2 separate regions of the Homo sapiens genome follow, and region 2 is linked to region 1. A link is an interaction called in ENCODE POLR2A ChIA-PET data of the cell type or tissue named here. Cell type or tissue: MCF 10A. All regions are shown on one strand. Links, peaks and the distances in the headings refer to the core of each region. The heading gives the core; the rest is flanking DNA.

What was found. Peaks named below come from ENCODE experiments on the same cell type or tissue, not always from the same donor. Only the 100,000 strongest peaks of a DNase experiment are listed, where the experiment ranks them.
Region 2: POLR2A ChIA-PET joins it to region 1 with 6 read pairs; 1 of 35 experiments calls an interaction of 5 or more read pairs at or near these places.

Annotation. Positions count from the first base shown.
Region 1 is chr10:20,881,332-20,892,980 of GRCh38, forward strand. NEBL (nebulette) reads right to left here. Exons shown (of 28, transcript NM_006393.3): 3 at 8,514-8,618; 4 at 6,766-6,876. LOC102725112 (a long non-coding RNA gene) reads left to right here. Exons shown (of 6, transcript XR_007062082.1): 6 at 3,319-3,611. Among named protein-coding and RNA genes, the nearest start is that of NEBL, 10 kb to the right of the region's middle. In MCF 10A, for the core only: a CTCF peak has its summit at 7,890; a DNase peak (open chromatin) is centred at 4,580.
Region 2 is chr10:20,951,867-20,963,515 of GRCh38, forward strand. It overlaps a transcript of NEBL not described here. Among named protein-coding and RNA genes, the nearest start is that of NEBL, 60 kb to the left of the region's middle. RefSeq lists a silencer at 2,654-2,948 and an enhancer at 2,654-2,948. In MCF 10A, for the core only: no CTCF peak of the experiment used is centred there; a DNase peak (open chromatin) is centred at 5,055.

The DNA of each region.
Region 1 (11,649 bases), core at 85-8,084:
ATAATATAAGCCTCATTAAGTGCACAAACCTTTGGGAGAAAATATAGCATGCAGGCAAAATTCTCAGATATGTCAAGTCTTGGCCTCCATTAGGGAAATGGACCAGTGCCATCCATTACCACCATGTTGAATTTCCTCCATACTAGGATGGAGAGGGGATATGAGAAAGATATCTCAGAAGTAGATGTAACCAAACTCAACCACAAAGTTGGAAATTAAAGAAGAACCTAAAGACAGCAACCAAGTTATCCCCTTGGTCTCCACTGATACTATTAACCTATTTATTTCCTTCATAATGTTTAATTACTTTGTTTAGTTTATGTATAATTACTTATCTATCTTCCCTTACTAAACACAACTGTCGTGTTCACTGAATCCTCAGAACCCAGAATAGTGCCTGGCACAAAACATTTGTTCAGTGAATGAATAAATAAATAAGTGAATGAATAACTAAAAGAATGAGAATAAAACAATAACAAATGAAGGACAGAAAGGCAATATTAATTTTAAAATATACTAAAAGCTTAATACTAAAAGGATGTTAAATGGAGTTGGAATTACTTGACATGAGAAAAATGGCAACTTAAGAAAGACAAAGTAGGCTGGACTCAGTGGCTCATGCCTGTAATTAGGGAAGTCAAGGAGAGAGACTTGCTCACGACAAAGTGAGGCTCCCATCTCTACTAAATATCGAAAATTAACCAGGTGTGGCAGCACATGGCTGTTGTCCCAGCTACATGGGAGGCTGAGGCAGGAGGATTGCCTGATCCCAGGAGGTCGAGGCTGCAGTGAGCCACGGCATTCTATCCTGGGTGATAGAGCAAGATCCTGCAAAAGAAAGAAAGAAGGAAAGACAGAAAGAAGGAAAGAAAGAAGGAAGTAAAGAAGGAAAGAAAAAAGGAAGGAAGGAAGGAAAAGGAAAAGAGAGGAGGAAAGGAAGGAAAGGAAAGAAGCAAAGAAAGGAGACAAGGAAAGGAGAAAAGAAAGAAGAGGGGAGAGGAGAGAGGAAAAGGAAAAGGGGAAGGGAAAGGGAAAGTAAAAGAAAAAGAAAAAGAAAAACTAGAACAGGCTTTACCAAGAACAAAACAAGATCTAGTTTTCAATGAAAATAATATATAAAATTAAATTTAAGGAGAAAGTTTTTACCAATATGAGCTCCTTGGGCGCATGTCTGTCTCACACCTTTTTATCCTGTGCCTAACATAGTGAATGACAGAGTAGAAATGCAATAAATGTTTAGTGAACAGATGAATAAATGAGTTTACTAAACATTCTTGTGAGCTTAAACTCTTCATTGGCTTTTATAAACAGTATTAACCACCCATTCCACTTGGATAATATACCTATCTAAAGGATTAATGTGATAAGTCGGATTTTTACAACTAAAGTCATTGAATCTTGTCATCCAAAAAAAAAAAAATGTCATCTGGTATAACTAACAATGTTTAATGCCCTCTCTGGACTGCCATCTAGTTTTTCAAAAACTTCCACTGAAAGAGAACTCAACCTTGGCCACCACAGCCTCTAAATTTTGAAAGTTCAGATTAAAATTTCTTTCTTTACTGAAACCCCAATCTATCTCCCCCTAGCTGCGTCTATGTGGCCTTATGAAAAGAGCCTATTTCATGAGACAGAACTTCCAATGTGGGAAGACACCCGTCACTGACTTCTGTTCCTCCAGACTCGCAGTATGGATTAAAGTGCTGCACTCCTGAACACCTTACATGCTCTCTTCAGCCCAAATCCGAATTTATCAATCTCTTTCTTAAGGTGCTCACAATGGTTGGACCATTCTTAATTAGAACTGTTAGATTTAATCCAGGTTATCACCTCCCACATGTTAAACATTATTAACACATCCACGGACCACAACATTTTTCTTTTGATGGCTATGCTGAGACTTCTGTCAACTGATACCTTTAAGTCTTATTCAGTCCTGCCCAGCCATGTTCCTACCTCCAATCCTGTGGATTTGGTTGGTTACCAAATCAGAAGCAGCACCTCACATTGTTCCAAGGATAATTCATCTTGTTAGAGTCTGTCCACCAACATACTCCATCAAGATATCTCCCTCTGGTGACTGTATCTTTACAATTTTCACCAATTAATTATGTTAAGCAGGAAACCCTTTAAGAACCTCCATTCAGGTGGAGAAAGTCCATTATCTCAGTTCTATTACATTCCGTGTTTTAACTCAGAGGTAGGGAGAGGAGGAGTTTCATGGGTACCCAAGTCTACAAAGCTAAGGAAAAACTTCTATGAGATTTGCTCCTTCTTCTTAAATGAAAAGAACTAGTATATGCCTATTTCCTTTTTCATGGTTGCCTGGTTTATTTTGTACTTTAGACCTACTAACATATACTTGTGACTTTATAAATGTAACCAATGCAGCTGATCATTTTGTGGGTTATCACAGAAATGATGAGTCAGCAAGCACAATTTTAAAAGGCACTCTTTCTTAAAAAGGCTATGTAATTTTCTACTTGCAGCATTAACATCGTCATTTCATTTACAGCCGCTACTAAGTACCACTTTAGAATTAAGATTACATCAAATTAGAGGGAGCTGAACTTTAATTTATCATATTCATTTTCTTCCTTAAAATAGCTAATGGAAAATTATGTCAAGCTAATAAATTTGCCGATAAATTTGATTTCTTAGGATTTGTCATTATTGTATGGTATTTCCCTAGATTAATGCTGTTTTCTTCATACTTTGAGAACTGAGATTGCCATGTTACTAGGAACCTGGAGACAGGAGTCCACTTGCAATAGTCATATACACTTTGTTTATATAAGTGATAAATACATTTATTCTATATTTTTGATCTTACAGCATATTTTATATTTCATATGTATACAGATAAAATGTACATTTATGTTTCACTTATAGATTTTTTTGGCATTTACTTATTTATTCATTTATTTTAGAGATGGAGTCTCACTATGTTGCCCAGGCTGGTCTTCAACTCCCGGGCTCAAGAGATCTGCCCACCTCGGCCTTCCAAAGTTCTGGGATTACAGGCACGAGCCACAGCATCTGGCCAAATGTGGCATTGAAATTGGGGGTTTCACAGATGCCCTGAAGCTTCTCCCTGCCCTCGCTTTCAGAAAATTCATAGATCTCTAAATTAAAGTTTACTGGCCAAGGAGGTCAAGTATGCAAATTAAAATAATGGCTTTGCCTCTGAAAAGTATGATTTATCTGGCACCTTAATTCTACTTGATGGTTATTTATAGTGTCTAACAACATAGCATAAGATGCTACAAAGACGATCAGAATAATAACATAACTTACATTATATTTTATATGACACAGGTAAATGTGCTGTTAACCCCATAGCATAGACACCTCTGGACTTCTGAAACAGAATCCTGTGACCACCGTGGATGAAACATAGACTCTCATTAAGCTGCAGTTCCAATGCCTGAGTAGCGTGAATTGCTTCTATGATAAGGCATTATTTAGCCTTTGCCTGAAACAGCCCTAATGAGAAGGATCTCGCCACCTCATGGCATGGTCCAGTTCATTTTCAGAAGCTTTCTTTGTAATCTGTGCTTATAAAATTGTTAACAGGGGATAGCTAATAAAATGGCCTCCTAAAAACTCTACATCTCTCTCTCTTTTTCTGGCATTTCTTCCTTTCAGGCATTTTCTGTAAGTGTTCATCTAGCTAACTTTATCATTCTAGTTTGAATTTAAGCATCTGAGAGTGTTTGCAAATTGACTTTAAGATAAGTTTGTTTTAATAATTTGTCAAAAGTTAAAGAGACTTTTCATTAGAACCCAGAATGTCATTAAATTTCTGAATTCATCCAATACTCCGAGTTAGGACATCACAAATCTGATACTATTTGGACACTGTAAATGTTAGTCCTTTAATTATCATAGATACTGTCAAATAGTTCTTCTACTTTCTTGCCCCGCTTATTAGGTAAACTCTAAGAATCACAATTTTAACAATAATAAAATCGATGTACGTAAATCTAAAGAAATGTTATGACAGTTACATAAATCTTTGAAGTAGCCGCCTTATTCAAAGTCTAGGTTTTTCTTTATTAATAAGTTCAGTGACTAATTACAACAATGGAAATCAATGCTAATTGTGAGTACATATGCACCTTTCCCAGTGGTGTCTATTTCAGTATAGGATAACATGCTAACAATGTCAGTGGGAACCTATTCTGACAAAACAAATGATAGATTCCAAAATATACAACCTGGATTATTTTTCATGTTAAGTTCTATGTTGCAGGGATTTGTGTATTACAGCCCTATTTATGCTATAAGAAGTTGAGAGCTGTTGTGTGCTTTCAAAGAAATGAGGATGGAAACATCGGAAAAGTTACCTTCCCAAGGAAGTATAAAAGCAATAATAGATTGTTTTCCTTTTCTTTCGTTATTGCTTAATTGTTGCTTGTCACATATCAAGTGTTGGGTTGTAATTATCTGCTTTTTAAAGTGACCCACATTATCAGCAAGTGCTTAGGTGGCCAGATATTGGCAGGAAAAATAAAGGGCATATTAGTCACAGTCACCCATGCAGAACGTTGACATCATATATTTTAAGCTGCATGTTGCATAACCGAGATTAGTTTACTGCCAAGTCAGGTACACAGTGGACATTTAAATGTGTAATAGTGAAACACTTAAAGGTGTTCTGCAAAGAATAACTATGCTCAGCATTTTTCAAGAGTAATGTATTTTCAGACTACTTAAAAATAGCTAATGCATGCTGGGCTTAATACCTAGGGGACGGGTTCATATTAAATAGGTGCAGCAAATCACCATGGCACACGTTTACCTATGTAACAAATCTGCGCATCCTGCACATGTACCCCAGAACTTAAAAAAAATTTTTTTTAATAAGATTATCTAGGTATCTCTACTTAAAAAGATTCTGGGGAAAGGTAGGGCGCAATGGCTCACACCTGTAATCCCTGCACTTTGGGAGTCTGAGGTGGGCAGATCGCCTGAGGTCAGGAGTTCAAGACCAGCCTGGCCAACATGGCGAGACCCCGTCTCTACTAAAAAAAAAAATACAAAAATTAGCTGGGTGTGGTGGTGTGCGCCTGTAATGCCAGCTACTCAGGAGGCTGAGGCATGAGAATAACTTGAACCCGGGAGGCAGAGGTTGCAGTGAGCTGAGATCAAGCCACTGCATTCCAGCCTGGGTGACCAAGCAAGACTCCATCTTAAAAAAAGAAATTCTGGGGAAAGAAGTAAACTGCTTGCTTAACAAGAAAAAGAGGGTTAGAAATGGTAGGAAAAATATAGCATAGTGTGTGGTTAAAAACCTAGACTCTGGGGCCAGACTGCCCATATTCATGTGCCGGCGCTGCCATTTACTGGCTGTGCCACCTTGGCCAACTGACTTAACCTCTCAGTGCTTCGGTCTCCACAACTCTAATCTGGGGACAGCTCATTGGGTTGTTTTGAGGACTGACTGGGATAAATACACGTGAAATGCATAGAACAACTTCTGTGTGTTTACTATTATTAACCTAAAATGTGAAATGAAGAATACAAACTATGTAAAAGGAAGCATATCCTTAGAAAGAAAATTTTAAAATTCCACAAAATCCATTTTACAAGTTTTTACTGAGCACTCTCTATGTGCCAGGAACTCTTCCGAGCACAAGACCAGAGCAAGGAACGAGACAGATGAGGTCCCTGCTCTCACGTAGCTGAGAGAGCTAAAGAATAGATTAACAAAATAACCTCCCCAAATTTGATTGTTCTGTGAAGAAAACACAACATTAAGATGAACCAGAAAGAGGTGAAACATTCCATTTAGAAAGTCTGTTTTAGGAAATGCAATAGATTAAGAATGCCTTATGTGTTGATATGCTACAAAGAGAAAATTACTCCTAAACCCTTCTGGATTCAAAATGAGTTTACCTGATGACAATTCTTAAGTTCCTCTGCAACTGGCAATCACCAAATAGTAACTTCCACCTGATGGGGGCTATTTTTGGTAGCCTGAGATATCCTAAAGGAAAAACACAATCTACAGAAAAGGAAATTCAGGAAACACTTGTCTAATTGATGAAGCAGATCTGTGGATCCTGAATTCAACCTTTTTTTTTTTTTTTTTTTTTTTTTGAGACAGAGGCTCACTCTGTTGCTCTAGTTGGAGTGCAGTGGCATGATCTTGGTTCGCTGCAGCCTCAACTTCCCAGGCTCAAGCAATCCTCCCACCTCAGCCTCCTGAGTAGCTGGCACCACAGGTGCATGCCAACAAACGGCTAATTTTTGTATTTTTGGTAGAGACCAGCTTTTGCCATGTTGCCCAGGCTTGTCTTCAACTCCTGAGCTCAAGCATTCTGCCCACCTTGGCCTCCTGAAGTACTGGGATTACAGGCCTGAGCCAGAGTGTCCAGCCCCATTATCTCTTTATGTGGCTTTTAACAAGCTATTCAAATATTCTCTACTTAGGGATCATATATCAAATTAGAGAACAGTTTAATATTTACTATAAGAATTTCATCCATGTAAGCTGTCTAAATGAGATTAAGATTTGCTCTATAAATTGCATTGAATGGGACTCAGAAAACAGTACCATGTGACTGACATAAACCTGCGTGTCCTTTTCATTTTCTGCAATTTCAACAGCAACTACTGACAGCACATTAATCAGTTGCTTTCAACTTTCATTTGGTATTTAACACCCATGATGAAAACGTTTTATTAAAACGCTAAGTAGCTTTTTTCCAGTTATATGTTTTATCTACAAAATCATGAAACACTTTAGAAAAACCCTACCTCACTCTGGAGCTGTGTAACTTCTCCTGCAAAAACACTGTCAATTGTGGCTGGCATCCGCTTATAAAGAGAATTAGAAAGGTCAGCTTTAATGGTGCCTTTGTATTTTGCCTGGGGGAAAAAAAAACAGGAAAAAAATAAATAAATAAACTTCCATTTTTTTAAACTGTGATTATAAGTAGAAAAGAAGAAACTTTCTCCCAAAACAGAATTGATTTTAAAATCTGCAGACCATTTTAATTTTAGATACCAGAGCTGACAAACTCCAGGATTCTGAAGAGATAGAAATAAATCCAATTTATCATAGAGAACGCTTTCAATGAGACATGCAAGGACATAATGGCTTTCTATTTAAATGCAAGCACATTTCTAAAAGTAAATCTATTTGTGTATATTGACAGTTTCATGCTGGATGAGTGAGCAAACAATTCGAGTTGTTCCAGAAAATGCAAGTCGTTAGAATCTACTATCTAGAACTTGACAAAGGACAGTGTTCTTTTATTCAGGTCTTCTCAGCCTCCTCCTGCTCCAGGGGGAGAGGGGAGTGAGTGCTTTTTTGTTGTTTATGTGCCTACCCACCTCTAGCCTGCACTGTCTTTAAGCCATCTCAGTCACTACTCTAAAGACAAACACTCTTTCCTCTTGGGAAAACTAAGGTTCAAGGGAACACAATAGATTGCTCACTTCCAATATTTTGCTCTGCAATTAACTCCTTCAGGAAACATAATCAATAATTGAGAACATCAAGTATTTATCTGCACGGGAGAATGGAACATAGCTAAGACAAACAAACTATGTTCTTCCATTATCTGCAGATGAGTTCCTGATGTTCTTCCTGCTCAGAGCTAGATTTCAGTATTGATTTATTGAGCACAGATCCTGTGCTAGCCTTCTGCTACCACACTCTTTGGATTTTGGTACTTAATGAAAGAAAACGTACTGATTTCATTCAAAATTGTTTCGCATTAGCAGAAATAATCCCAAGGACATCCAGTTGATCTTTTTCCAACATAATTTATGAAACACTAGAGGTCAGTCATTTACAACACTATTTCATTTCCGTTTCTTTTCAAACGTATCTCTTCTAAGTGATCTATTCACAGACTACAGTAATGCCTCACCACAGAAATCATCATCGTTAACATTGTGCTTTACAATGCAACATAAACTGTAGTTCTAAATGCTCTCAGAAAGAAACTACATAATTTTTCAGCTGGAAAATGAATATAGCGTATTCCTCAGTCTGTGATTTTATAATAGGTATCACTGTTGAACTGAACTTTATCCTACTCCAAAATAGTTTAAATACATTTAAAATTATTTATCAAAGATATCACATTTTAGAAAACTGGTAAATCTTATTTATTTCCAAAATGATATTCAATCATTTATCTCTGATATATCTATTAGGAAACAAAATAATGGAACTTCTAAAGTGAACTATTGTGCCAGTGCTTTTACTTATTTAATAAAAAGATGCCTTTTCAAGAGGAATCGTATATAAATAAGAAAGATTTAGAGTCAAAATATAGACATATATAATAAAATGTATGAAGCATACATAGTAAAATCTGTCAATCTATATGAGTTAAATGACAGCGCATCACATTAGATAATTATGTAGCTATTACTAACATTCAGTAGTGCTTTTGAAAATATTATTCTTCATCTCTTTAATGCACAGACTTTCATCTATATAATAAGAAAAAGATAAATGCAAGCCAGTTTGCAAGCTTTTGATACCTTACCTCAGAAATAAAAGCACCGATATTTTTTACATGGTTTAGCATAGGACTGTCAGTCACAAATGTACACTTATCCTTGGACTTTTTAAACTCTTCTTTATAACGGATCTAAAAAAGAGAATGATTTACATAAGAAGAGAAAAAGAAAAACAATTCTAATGGCCTTTTTTGAATGATAATTAGGTTGATAAAGTCCATTTACTGAAGTAAATACTCAAGTGTGAAAGGGACCTCAAAACAAGCCAAGTTAAATAAACGGCTATCCAGCACAGGATTGCAAAGATGATGAGGCATAGTGAGGAAAGACCATTCTTTAGATAAGCGAGGGTCCAGTTAAGCATCAACACCAGGCGTGCTGGCTACGGGTGATGGGTCCTGTTTACCCAGCCAGCCCAGTGCAATTAGCAAGCATGTGCCATCTCGCTCCTACAAGTGTCCTGGTGTTTTGTTGCTTTTAAGCCTTGACACATAAGCCTTTGGCCAAACAGAAACACAGCTGCCTACCTCAAGGTAGAAAATAAGTAGTCAGCATGACAGATGTGACCAATTAAGAAGTAGAGGCGAAATTAAATGGGGATCACTATTACCGTTATTACCTAGACATGCTTGATTAGAGGAAGAGGCTTAAATTGTGGCCAACGTGGGCTTCCTGTTACTAATTCCTCCCAATTTATGAGCACCCATAGGCTTCCCAATCCTCCTCCTGAGCGCAGAGAAGAACTGAACCTGCCCAGAAAGCTTGCTATGTGGTGGAGATCATTCCAGAAGGCCTTCTTGCTGGAGATCAGCAAGACAAAGCCCAGTGAGGCTTAGCTAAACCTGCTCATCTCTTCTCTGCAACTCACAAGTCAAATGACTCACTCTCTTCCCCTTTGGGGATAGGCCAGAATTGTTATGCCGGGGGAAGACCCGGGTGGATATTTGAGCCCAAAAGAAGTCAGGAAATGTGGAGAAGGACCTAAAGTATAATCACACTGTCACACTAATTGCTGCACAATCTGGAAACTGGGAAGGCAAAACTATGACTCATTGAGAAGATGCAGGTAATTTGCTAAAAGTTGTATCACTCTGTAATATGCTCGTGTTTATCCTCCCAAGACCATAAATACTTAAACTGAAAAAGTGTTCCTGTTTCAGATGATAAATTATATGTTCTCCCTAATTATAACCCAAAAGTGGAGCTGAATTGTATATACTACCTGGTTCTTAGAGGATGTGAATAATATTGATGTTATACACTAATGGTACATGGAGATTTTCCCATATGCAAGCCTGATTTGACGGGCATTACTTAACCTGTGGTAGAACTAGATACAGATTAAGTGAAGTTATTTCAAAATCCCATATTTCACTGCTGTGACTCTTGGATATCAGATGCCTACCACATTAAACATTTGCTTTATTCATGAAATCAACACGAGAACATATTTATCTTATCTGAGCACTAAATTACTTTTTTTTCTTCTCAGAGATTAGCCATAATTTTAGGTTCCTGCAAATCACCCTCCTCAGCCACTAGTAATTAAACTGTTAATGGCAGTATGATAAATAGTAGGCTATTTTGATCATATGGAGAAAAAAGTATCTCCGTTATATAATTAAGTGTGAGAGAAAATAGCCTATCATTAGGCTTAAGTTTGACTCATTATTTTTATCTTTTGCCACCATCTATTCCCCATCACATTCACATTCTTCACTGCAGTGGTATGTGCTTGTGGCTACAGCCTCCTGATAAAGTCTGACACATGCAGAACGTTCAGGACAGGAGGACTGGATAAGGGTGAGGTATTTACTTCTTCTGTTAGGCAGACAAATAGCTCAGTCTTAATTGTAGACTCTATTTTTTTTTCTTGGGTCTTTATTAAAAAGATACACATATTTGTATATTTTAAATGAAGGTGTATTTAAAATTTAAGATCCTTTACAATTGTACAATTCAAGAGAAATTGTACAATTTGTTAGAAGTCACACACAATCATGTGTGATTTCAAGTGAATTGTGCAATATGAATGACAATAAGCAAAGAATGTTAGATTTTTAAATACATAAGGAATATTTATATAAATATTAGATACATATTAGTAGCCTTCCTACACCAAGATAACAGGAAATGATCATTGAAAGGGAACTATATTGGTCAATGAAACAAATCTTAGGTAAAATAAAAATCACTGAATAGATTGCTATATTTTATTACAGCCATGTCTACATCTTACAATTTCGGGTTGACACCATCTATTGGATAGACTGGCCACTCCCATTATCTCCTATTAAAAGAGCCCAGATGGATTAATGAGAGCAGCCAGGCTCCTGCCCAGCCCCAGAGGACAAGCTGATCTAAACCAGGCATGGTCATGCCATCCAGTGTTTGGCCTGGGGAGCCACACTCTCTGTGACTTTAGTGGAAATCTTCCCAGAAGTGCTTCTAGTGTTTCTGGTACAAAGGGAGAGATGCTGCACAACCCTGTGACATTCTGTCTTCCACATTTTTCTTTCTCAATCAAAGGGAAGGCAGCAGCAATGATGTCATTACCAAGGAATAAGCCACCATACTAATGACGACAGAATAGAAGGAAAGGAGCCTGGGAGACTGATAACACCCATAGTACCCAGCCTGAACTACCTACCTCCGGGCTTTATATGTGGAGGCTGGGGAAACAAAAACCTACTTGTTAAGCCATTGTGTTAGAGTTTTCCTGTTTTTACAGTCATCTGCACTCCTACCGAATACACAACCCAACACCAAAAGACAAAAAGGGCAAAATTGATGACTTTATGATCATTAAGATGTCCCAAACATTGACCTTCTCTTTTGCCCTCACCCACAAATCCCACGTCTCCATTACAATTAGGATGAATTTAGTGCAGGGTCGCTTCCTCCTCCTGGCCAAGTTTGTTTGAATGAGTATGAGATTAGCTAAAGGCTGAAATCGGATGACAGACATGGAGATGTTTGCGGATCTTTCCTTTCACAAGAATTCTTAACTGAAAGTATCTGGAAAGGCTCTTCACAAGTGAAATCATACAAGTTAAATTCAATACACCCTGGAAGGAAAAACAATGGCTCCATCATTATTTAACTGGGCTGGACATAGCTAAGATCACTCTCCCAGGTTTTCTGATACCATCTAAGCTTTCT
Region 2 (11,649 bases), core at 1,824-9,823, 72 kb after region 1:
TGCATCATGCACTGGAAATTGAGACGTGAAGCTAGTCTTTGTTAGACTTTCCCTGTGTCCTGGAAATTTTTTTTCTATTCTCACCTCTCTGCCCTCCTTTTTATTCACATCTGCCCAGGCTAAACTGCTAGCACGGGACATGTGAAGTCCACATTCTGAACTACATAATTCAACCAAGATCTGGAAAACTTAAAAACTTCACTACACTCTAAAGTATCTGTGTTTCTATCAATGACTAATGGCTCAAACCTGGAAATGAAAAGTTTTAAAGGTTCAATTAAGAACCGGGGCCAGGCGGGGTGGCTCACACCTATAATCCCAGGACTTTGGGAAACCGAGGGAGGTGGATCACCTGAAGTCAGGAGTTTGAGACCAGCCTGGCCAACACGGTAAAACCCCGTCTCTACTAAAAATATAAAAATTAGCTGGGCGTGGTGCCAGGCACCTGTAGTCCCAGCTACTAGGGAGGCTGAGGCAGGAGAATCACTTGAACCCAGGAGGCAGAGGTTGCCATGAGCCGAAATTGTACCACTGCACTCCAGCCTGGGCAACAGCGTGAGACTCTGTCTGAAGGAAAAAAAAAAAAAAAAAAAGAACTGGAAATAGGATATAGGAGGAAGTTTTTTTTCTTTTTTTAGTTAAGAATATTCAGCTTGAAAATAGGGAAAAGTTTAAAACTGAATGTAGAAGTTTTCCTGGAAAGGCAACAGGTAGAGGGTAGTATTATCTAGCTTCACTAAAGAAACTAGCTCATCTGTCAGGGTACAGTGGCTCACGCCTGTAATCCCAACACTTTGGGAAGACGAGGTGGGCGGATCACTTGAGGACAGGAATTTGAGGCCAGCCTGGTCAATATGGCGAAACCCCATTTCTACTAAAAATACAAAAATTAGCTGGGCATGGTGGTACATGCCTGTAATCCCAGCTACTCAGGACACTGAGGCACGAGAATTACTTGAACCCCGGAGGTGGAGGTTGCAGTAAGCCGAGATTGCACCGCTGTACTCCAGCCTGGGTGACAGAGTGAGACCCTGTCTCAAAAAAAAAAAAAAAAAAAAAGAAAAAGAAAAAAGAAAAGAAAAGAAAAGAAAAAACAAGAAATTAGCTCATGATAGCAGCTTATATTATAATTATGTGACACTTTGGATATTTCAAAGCACATTCACAAAGTGTATGTCACTTAAATACCTCAAAATTTCCCTGTTATACATGCAGATCATTCCCCATTCAGCCCTGGTATGGACTGAACTGTGTACCACCCCAAAATTCATATGTTGAAGCCCTAACCACCAATGTGACTGTATTTGGAGAGGGTGACTTTAAGGAGGTAATTAAGGTTAAATGAAGTCACAAGGAAGCCCTGATCCAATTGGGTCTGTGTCCTTCTAAGAGGAGGAGACACAGAGATCTCTCTTGCTCTCCCTCTCTCTCTCCACATGCACACACCAACGAAAGGCCACATGAGGACACTGCAAGAAGGCAAGTGTCTGCAAGCCAGGAAGAGAGCCCTCACCAGCCCTACCATACCTTGATCTGGCACTTCCCAGCCTCCAGAACTGTGAGAAAAATTTCTGTCGCTTTACGCTGCCCAACCTGCAATATCTTGTTATGGTGCCTGAGCAGACTAAGACAAGCCCTAATTTTTTTTTTTTTTTTTTTTTTGTAGGCTCTTGGATTAGACACCAAAAAGAATTCCCTATGATATATTAAGATAGGGGAAGTCCTGGCATTTGTAATGTAATTAGAAAATAAATTATCCTGCTTTACTGAGGAAATGTTGCTACAATCCTTTGATAAAACTATAGAAGTCACTGAATATTTAAGGAGCAGAGAGTAAAAGATCGTGTTTATCAAGCAGCACCAAAAAGAAAAGAATCATAAAATTGAAAGCAACTTGAGAAACTAAAAATATCCTTGCAAAGAGGAGTTTCAAGAAAAAGAATGTACAAAATTAGTCAATATTTTACATATTATTACCTCATTCGTTTATTCCACATGCATTTATTGAGTACGTGCTCTGTACTGAGCTCTATTCTAGGCATAACCGATCTTGCATTGAAGGGGTAGACTCATTCCTTGCTCCACTATGGCAGATATTCCAGAAAAGATTTTACTTGCCTAGACTGAAAAGTGGATGGGATGGCAAACTCTTCTTAAGGAAAAAAAAAAAAAAAAAAGAAAGAAAAAACACCCTGGATATAGAGAAAGTAATCCCATAAAATAATCCAGCTATTTACTGAATAGATATTTATTTGATAACTACTTTGTGCTAGACAATGACACAATAGAAAAAAAATCTGGGAGCTTTCAAGAAGAAAATTGATGTGCAATGGATATGTAGACCTTGAAAGAGATTAGAACTCCTAGTAATAATCTTCACTGTAAGATGAAATTCACACAAGGCCAGGAGATTCACTCATCAAAGTAAAAAATAAAAATATTTGTTGACACAAATGGTCGATACATTTGTTTATTAAATATGGCAGTGGGCTAGGCCCTGGGTCTGTATAGAAAAAAAGACACAGCCCATTTCTTCATAGAGTTCAGTCTGAGGGTAGGAAAACTCATAATGCAGCTATAGAAGCTGACTGTCAGAGCAGCTAGGGAAAGATGGTGTTGCAGGACTTTTCCTTAGTTCAGCTAAAGATGGGGTCCTTTGTCCCACGGCAATGAAAATTCAGGCTCGCAGACAATTTGAATGAGTAAGACAGGGTTTTGCTGGGTGAAAGGAAGAAAAGGGGGAAACAGGGACTCCCTGCAAGGCCAGAGTCCCCTGCTAGAGAGCTTCCTGCCTCATAGTTCGAATTCCAGGTTTCACACAGGAAGAGGAGGGGGCCTGGCTCCCCCACCACCACCCCGCCCCCTCTGCAAACAGCACAAACTTCCCAAGGCTCTACCCTAGTGGGCAGGCTGGTTGGAGTTTTTCCGGGGACCCCCTCCCATCTGGCTGTCTCAATGGTAGCCTCTGAGCCAGTGTGGATGGGGAGAGGTATGAAGGGACTTGCAGGCAGAAGTGTGAAATGGATGGGTTCAGATTGCAAGAGGGCCTCCCAGGCTAGAGGTCTCAGCTAGCACTAAGCCAGGGACAGCCTCACATTCCAGGCAAAAGATTTTACATTTTATCCTAAAGGCAGCAGAGAGACTTAACAGATTTTAAAAGAGGATGTGACATGATCAGATGTGCATTTTAGGAAAACCTTGCAAGAAACTGTAAGGAGAATAGCCCAAGTCAAGAGACTATTCCCACACTCCTATCAAGGGGTAGGGAGGGCCCTAAATTAGAGAGGTGACGAGAAATGCAAAGTATAAAGCACCATCTGGTGCATTCTTTCAGATATAAAACATAAATGGAAAGAGACATGGATGATCTTCACCTATGGGAAGTTAAGGAGGTCAGACATATAGACACATAAAATGCTAATTAAAACCAAAGTGGAGAATATGATGTGTGAAATGAGTGGTACAAATGATAGTGTTATAGCACAAAGTCCCACAATAATTCAGAGATGAGACACATCACTGTAGCTGGGTTTGAGTGTGTGTCTGGGATCAGGGGGCTGGGCTGTCATTTACAGATAGTGTGAAATTGTCCTAAACATGCAGAATGACTCATGCAAAAGCCCAGAACAGAGTAAGTAGGCAGGCCTAAAAGAAATCGAAGAACAGAGGTGAAAAGTAGTGAAAGATAAGGTGAAAAATAGTCATTTAGGAGCAGATTGTGGAGGGTCCTTAGAGTCAGAATTAAAGGGTTTAGGAGATTAGACTTTATCCTACTCAAACTGGAGGGCCATGGAAAGTATTTTAGTGGGTCATAATTAGGGTCTTGATGAAAGAGATATTTTAGAACACCTCATCTGGTCATTGTGTTTTAGATGCAATGAAAGGAACAGAAGGAGATAAGGCCAATTAGGAAGTTACTGCAGTAACTCAGGCAAGATAATGGCCTGAACACAGTGAAACTGAAAAGAAAGGAATATGGGAAAAAAGGATTTCATGAAAAAAGGATCTTCACAGATTGTTCACTGAATCCCTCATCTCTTGTTTCAAAAAAAAAAAAAAGTCATATGTGTTAATTCTTTTATTACCGGGGCTCTTCTCAAACCTCCCCTTTAGACAATGCCATTTTACAACCAAAACTCTTGTACTTGACATGCACAAGTAATTACTGGTCTGGGATGTATTTGTTTCTTTAAGTGACTGTGGCTGAAAAATTGAGGCTAAAAAGAAGAGATCAGCCTTTGAAGTTCTGCTCTACATGGAAAAATAAAGCAAAACCAGGTGTAAGGGAAACCACAGATTTGGAAACAAGAAAGGACCAAGAGGTAATTTTCCGTACATTTCTCACATGAAAGTATAAGTAATCCTTATAGAAATACTTTTCCCGAGGAGCGGTTGTTCAGAGGATCTAATTAAACAGGGTATGTCAAAGTGTTTCAAAATAAATGAGGTATTCATACATCTGTTAGGTATTATGAGAAAATATGTGTTATTGCCCTATCACTTTCTCTTTTTTTTAAACTTTGTCTTTAAAGATAATGCTACTGACCCCACTATTTACTGGGAATTCATCAGTTATTGGTTGAGATGAGCTACAGATAAGGTCTAGTCCACTAAAGCAACATATAGATTCACTCTGTAAAAATACTAGCCTTCAAGAGCTTAAATCTAAACCACTGACCTCATAACTAATCGTCTATGTTAATCAACCCACTTATGACTTACAATAAAAATAACATTCATTCTCCCTTCAAACTGCTTAGTGTACTAGATTTTACTACTCAAAATCAGAAGCTTTTACATAAATGTTTCATTAGTTATAAAACTTCTGCTTTTTGTATAAAGAACAAAATTAACAAATAATGTATTTCAATGAATGACTTTATAATTTTTACCTTTCTCATATTTAAAAAAAAAAGTTTGCTAAATATAAAAAGAAAAAAATCTCCTTCAGTGTCTGTTGTTCAGATTCATGTAAGACCTAATTGCCTCATACACGATAATTTTGCCACCAGTTTACAATTAGCATGTATTGCTCATGCATGAGTTGACCCAATTACATAACAAATTTCGCCTTTGGGGATTTCTCTTGACTGCTTGTCTTCTGTCCACCATACAACTCAATTTCACACTGTCAGCAGCCTGAACATGGTTACAGTCAGTCTCTGTCAAAATGATTTATTTAAATTACAAACAGAGACCAAATCCCTAGATAATTGTCCCTACCCTCATGTTCACCCTTGCACTCAACCGAACTTTGAATCAAATCTTTTAATAGCCCATAGACACTACTATTCAATTATTAGGCAATGTTTAGTCCCAATAATCTAATATTGTTGAAGCTAACTCACAAAATCTCAGGGAACTAAATCAGCAGTATCCGTGTGAGCTTATTAATGGGCATATAATTTATTTTACATTCTAAGAAGTCAGTGAAAAATTATGTAGTGTAGCAAAAGAGCTAAAAATAATTATATTACAAGATCAAATTATAGAGAGATTACTTTTTGGTATACTTTTTTAAAAGTGTCACTCTTAGCTTTTCTTGTAAAGTAGGCAAGCAATTCTTATAAATGGGTATGCGAAATTGAAAGTGGTAGCAAAAAAGGATATTTGGGAAAGCGGACAGATAATTAAAATTGTGAACATTGACAAGGTAAGGGAAATAATATAGGGCAGGTGAAACACTAATGTCTATAGACATTAGTCTATACTGATCTAGGAAAATGGGGTTTTAGACACTCTCATTGAAGTCAACACACAGAGGTACATACACAGATATACGCACACACAGACAAGCAAAACTATTTTCTCCATTTGTCAAGAACACGCAGAAATCCTGACAAATCAAATAATGGTACACTCACCATTTCAGTCAGTCTTTAAAACACACAATTTTGTCATCTGGTCGATTTTTGTTTCTTTCCCCTTCATTTGATATTTCTCTTCCCCCTGAAATAAATTAGAAAATAAACATCCAGTTTTCATCTATGGCACAAAGTCTGTAAAAGTCTCTTGGGGTTTGACTTCACCATTTTATTTCACAATTTATCCCCAGACTGTCTCAGCTAATTGAAAGTGCAGCTGATATTAGTGGGTAAACAGCCAGAATGAAACATCAGTAATTTTCCCAAGGCTAGCCTGAGTCCCTTGAATGTCTGGCGATGGTTGTGCTTTGAGATCCTGCTGCAGGTACCCTGAATGCATTGCTTGTAAACTTGAAGGTGGGAACCACCTGAAATTAGAAAGAGCCTTTACAGTTACCCACATGAGCTAGCCCAGTAGCAGCCACAGAAAAGGGTGTTTCATTTTTTTTAATGCCCTTGGGCACAGTATTCCTCAATTCATATTTGGACACTGTCCCTTAAGAATATTTTCCTAAAATATTGGTAAATAAAGAAAATGTGATGTACAAAGATATTTCTGCCATTTCTGAATTTATGCCCTAGAGTTTGGGGGCAAGGAGAGGGTGGATGGCAATTAAGCGACACAGTTGTGAAAATCCGTAAGGCAGGGCTTTCTGGCCCACAGTTCCTAAGTCAGTGCTGAACACATTGGCTGTCAGGTTTCATTCTACTGAAGAGATACAGTTTCAACAAAACCTGGACTTCTGAACATTATCTTCAATTAAACGATTTGGCTCGATTTCCTGACTTCCTATAAAAACTGTTCCCAAGCCTAACATTCAATTTCATAAGCAACCAAACCCCATCTGAATATTAATATATTCAATGAGATGAAGACATCTTCTGGAATTTCATGGGGAAAAAAATAATTTTGCTTTATTTTAGAAGCCAAGTTCTTTTTCTTCCCAGCCATTTAGTCAATTCTGAAATACTGCCTCTTTTCTTGTTTTGTTCTGTGGCTACACTAAGTGGGTAACATAGCAGAAGAATTATAAATTGCAGTATTTAACAAATCTCCCATGTTCAATATGTTGTCATTACAGCTACCCAGAAAAGGCAAGTTCACCCACTCTCACCTCGTTCATCACACTCAATTTGAAATTTACGGTTGTATTTTATCCCACACCTCAGTAACATGCAGACTGAGTGGTCATTTCCAAATGATTTCAAATCCTCAATAAACAAACATGAGAAGAGCTGAAAAAATTTCAAAACATTGACATAGACATAAGCAATCAAAAATTCCCATTCATCCGTAACATATTACCCAAAACACTTAGGAGTTGTCATTAAATTCACTGCTTTATGTCTTTATACAAGAGAGATTAAAGGCAGCTAAGAAAGAGCCACACAATATTCAGAGATAAACTAGAAACAAATAGGAGAAAATGAAACACAGGGAAACATAAAGACAGCAAAGACTGCCGATCTTAGTTAACCTACCTATATTAACCTATATTAAACTTGGCACTCAAATGCAAGACTCACAAATTTCATACCCCTAATAATTTTCAGGATCTATAATTTTCAGGATTATAATTTCCCAGCATCTCTAGCCGGAAGATTCTGGGGTCTTTCCAGTCTAGACACTTTCTCACCTGTTTCCTCTCATAACAGACACAATCCAGCCACTGTCAAAAAATATCTGTTTGGGTTTTAGCCAATACTGTTCAGTGGGTTTAGATTAAAGTAATATGGAAAACTGGACTTGCCAAAGTACTACTTTTTGGATCAACCCAAGTTTCTTATAGAAAAAGATCCTTGAGTAATATGGAAAACCTAGTGAGGTAAGGGAAAAAGTTCATGAAGTTGCAGTCTTATAAATGAATAATAAATTCACCAGACCTCAGAGCACTTAACAGCCTCCCTTCTTTAAGAGTTGTTCCCTAATGGTAATATTATGAAGTCTATATTTTTTACAGCTATCCAAACATTTAATATGCCTCATATTGGCTAAGAGAACTACTTATAAGACTGCTACGGCTGCTAACATTAAGACATCGCAAAAAGTTTTTTTTTTAAAAAAAGATGTTGTCTAAGTTACATGCTTTTAAAAATCAGAGTTGTCTAAATAATAGGCTTAATCTAAATGGTGCTTTTTATACTGCTGTCTATATAACATATTATATATGATAAATATAGATTAATACATACCTGTGTGATAAGGGTATTTTGCATAATTAAGAATGGATCTGCAAACCACCTCTGGTATTGAATAAAATGTATATTCCTGCTAATGATAAAGGTTGGTAAAATGATCAGTATTTTTTAATTAAACATGAATATTGACTAAATTTGAATAAAAATTAAAAGGCTTACCTTTGATCAGCTTCAATCCTTATGTTAGCTGTCACATGGATGTCTTAGGTAGAAATGTTTAGTTCTTTTTGAAATAAAATTCAGTGATTGTTGAAGATGTATAATATAACTGTTTTTGGCAGAATTATTTTTTAGATAAACATTTGCCAAAAATAATCCAAAGAAAGAACTGTTATTAAATGTAACTGCCAGTGTAATAGATCATTGATTTGCATTCTTAAAAGCAAAAATAGGTTTTTGGTTTAAGGAAAGAATAAAGAGGAAGAAAAATAAGGCAGTGATCTTCAGTATTCATGACTGATGGATTGCTGGGATGGGGTAGAAAAACTAAGAGACAAATGTCATGAAGTCTTAAAATTCAACTCTTTTTCTTCAAAGGAAATCCCTACTAATATAAAATGTCCATTTAAAGAGCAAAAAACAATGTGTACTTTGCATCCTCCCACTTCCTAATAAATTGTTTAACATGAAATAATTCTGTTTTTGAACTTTAGACATATAAAAAGTATTTTTCTCAAATTATACATAATTCTATCTGCAAATTTTATATGTGTGTATATGTGTGTATATATACACATATTTATATATAAATGCATATATAATATATACACATGTATTTTATACACACACACACATATATACATGTATACATACATCTCATGATGATGACCAAATATCAGTGAGTTTAAAACCACCTGCTAATTAAACATGTCCTGGAAATTAAGGCTACATCAGTTATAACACCTAGATATACAAATTTTAGTGACTTTATAAGTGACGCACAAAATACAGTTCTCGTGAAAAATGGTATGAGTGTTGCCTGTTTGCTCATACTTTTATGTCACTCACACATCTGTTAATTTTCATCCATATTTCTTCTTGGATATCTAACATTGAATTAATTTTTGTGAAGAAAAATACATCCTGACACACTTCATGTAATATTTTGGAAGAAACATAATCACAGGTGTGAATTACCAAAACTTAGAAGAGCTGTTTATCCACCTTTAATAAGTACTGAATTAATACCTCCCTAATACATTTTGAACTTCTCCTAGTCTCCATTTTCTCTTTTGAGGAAACTATATTAATAAACAAGGCACAGCTTCAAGTCCAAAGCAACTACATATATAAATGTTTATTTCAAAAGTAAGATGTAATACCTGATTTCAACAAATATCTAATTCAAAATATGAAATCTTATAGACACCTAGTCGGCAAATAGGAGATCTTAAGACTCCTAACCTTATATGTATATTTTATATGCTTATCCACAGTCAAAACTTAACTTTCAAGTTTCTTATTTTAATTATAAAAGGCCTATTTTGGAAAAATTTGAAAGCTGAGAACCATTCAAAATGGAATAAGGAGATCTTCTATTAGGTAACTAAGCACCGGGTCCTAGATAACTGTGATGGAACCAGAGGGCAGGGTTTACCAGATGAAATTGGCATAGTCTATGCGTGCACTGAGTACTGCTTGCACCCCACAGCAACACAAACACTTCCAAGTCATCCAGCCTCCCTTTCTCATCCAGAAATGCACATCAGAGCCATCATGCTATTGAATAAACAGGCACCTACATTACTGATTTGCTCCTGAGTCCTCTTCAGTCTCTGTAGCTCAGGAGTGTCCGTGACGATGCTGAAGCCCCTCCCTTTGCTTTCTTCAAAATCTCTTTTGTACTTGACCTAACAAGAAGGGGGAAAAGAAAAGTGAACAGAGGGATCACGAATCCCACTCGGGATAGGCTGGGCCAACGAAGCTGCTGGAATTGGAAACAATGGCTAAAAACACAGATCTCAGCCGGAGGTGCAGTTAAGAACCAGAAGGAAACAGCCAGGCTACCTGGTTTGTGTCACAGAAACTCCACTTACCATTTGTGTGACTTTAAGCAAGTTCTTTAACCACTCTGTGCTCAGTGGTGTCATCTGTACAGCGGCAATAACAAACAACAATGGCTATTTAAGAGGTTGTAGGGATGGGATCAGACTACTTGATGCATGAATCTGGCTGACAGAAACAAGTAAGTACTCCATAATAGTTATTATGATTATCACCATTAATACCATTACTACTGTGAAAGGAAAGAAAATGTAGAAAAAGAAAGCTAAATCTTCTTCTCCTCCTGTGCCCGCCTGTCAGTGAAAAAGCCTCATTTTGAGCCTAAACTGCCCTATGGAGGAGGGAGATGAAGAATTGACAGCTAGCCCTGTCCAAGAAGTTTTTATTCAACTTCAGAAGGCCAACATATGGATACAATTACACAATGCTGTATTGCCAAATGGCAAGTACATAAATGCTTATGAAAATATTTATAAAATAGGCCACACCTAGAGATTAAAAAGCTGCTCACACATGCCCTTGGCATACTGTGTGCTGAAGTAGCGAAGATTTTTTTCAGTATTTAAATATACTTCTTTTCTAATTACAACCCAATGGAGCTGAATTTTACTGTTTCCTCGGAGGACTGGAACAGCTAATGCTTCATCTTACAGAACCCCATCTCCTGTTATTAGCATAATGACAATAACTGTCACACCAGTTAAAGATTTGGCTTGTTAATGACTGAGATGGTTACATCACTTTGTTCTTTTTTTAAGCCTAAATATCAAGAAATTTGGAAACATATTTTGATAATCCATAGAATCCCCATTTTACATTCAAAATTACAAGCTTCCAATCAACACTTACATTGATCATTAAAATTAATTAAGTTAATTTAGGGTTGCCTATTCAATATGATTGTTAGTGTAGTGTAGTCTTCTGCAGAAGGTAGAAAAGTTCACTTCGTTGAACATGGAATGGCTGTTTCTGTTGAATCATGTCTGTATTTAAATACCCAATTCTATCAAGCATTATTATCCTCAAGGATACGACAAGATTTTCTTTTACCAGACAAGCTTGAAAGAAAAACACACACACACACACACACACACACACACACACACACACACACGGAAATCTAGATACTCTCATCGCTTTTAGCTTAAGAATACCTAATTCTTCTCTCTGTACTTTCGATTTGTAAAAGCACTAAACCCCTTACTTTATTCCCATAAGTAAAAGGTCAAATAAACTGCAATATTTTTCTTCCACATAAAATGCTGAGAGATTAGCCTTCTCACCCTCCATCTCCCAGCATGGGTAAAGATCCACATGCTGGCACATTCTCAGCGTTTAATGCCTAACTAAGCAGGCAAGCTATTTAGTTTTGCTGGTAGTAAGCACTGGAGCTCAGAGTAGTAAAATAATAAAAGTTAAAAGGATGACAAGGTTGGAATAGCAACAGGCATGAAGACATAGGAAGAAATGCCTGTGAGACAAGTTCTAGCATTCCTAACACCAGTCTCAGAGAAGGCACAATCACATATTATTTTTGTTACTCGTCTGTATTTTTTAATAGCAATTTCCAAAGACAGAGGTG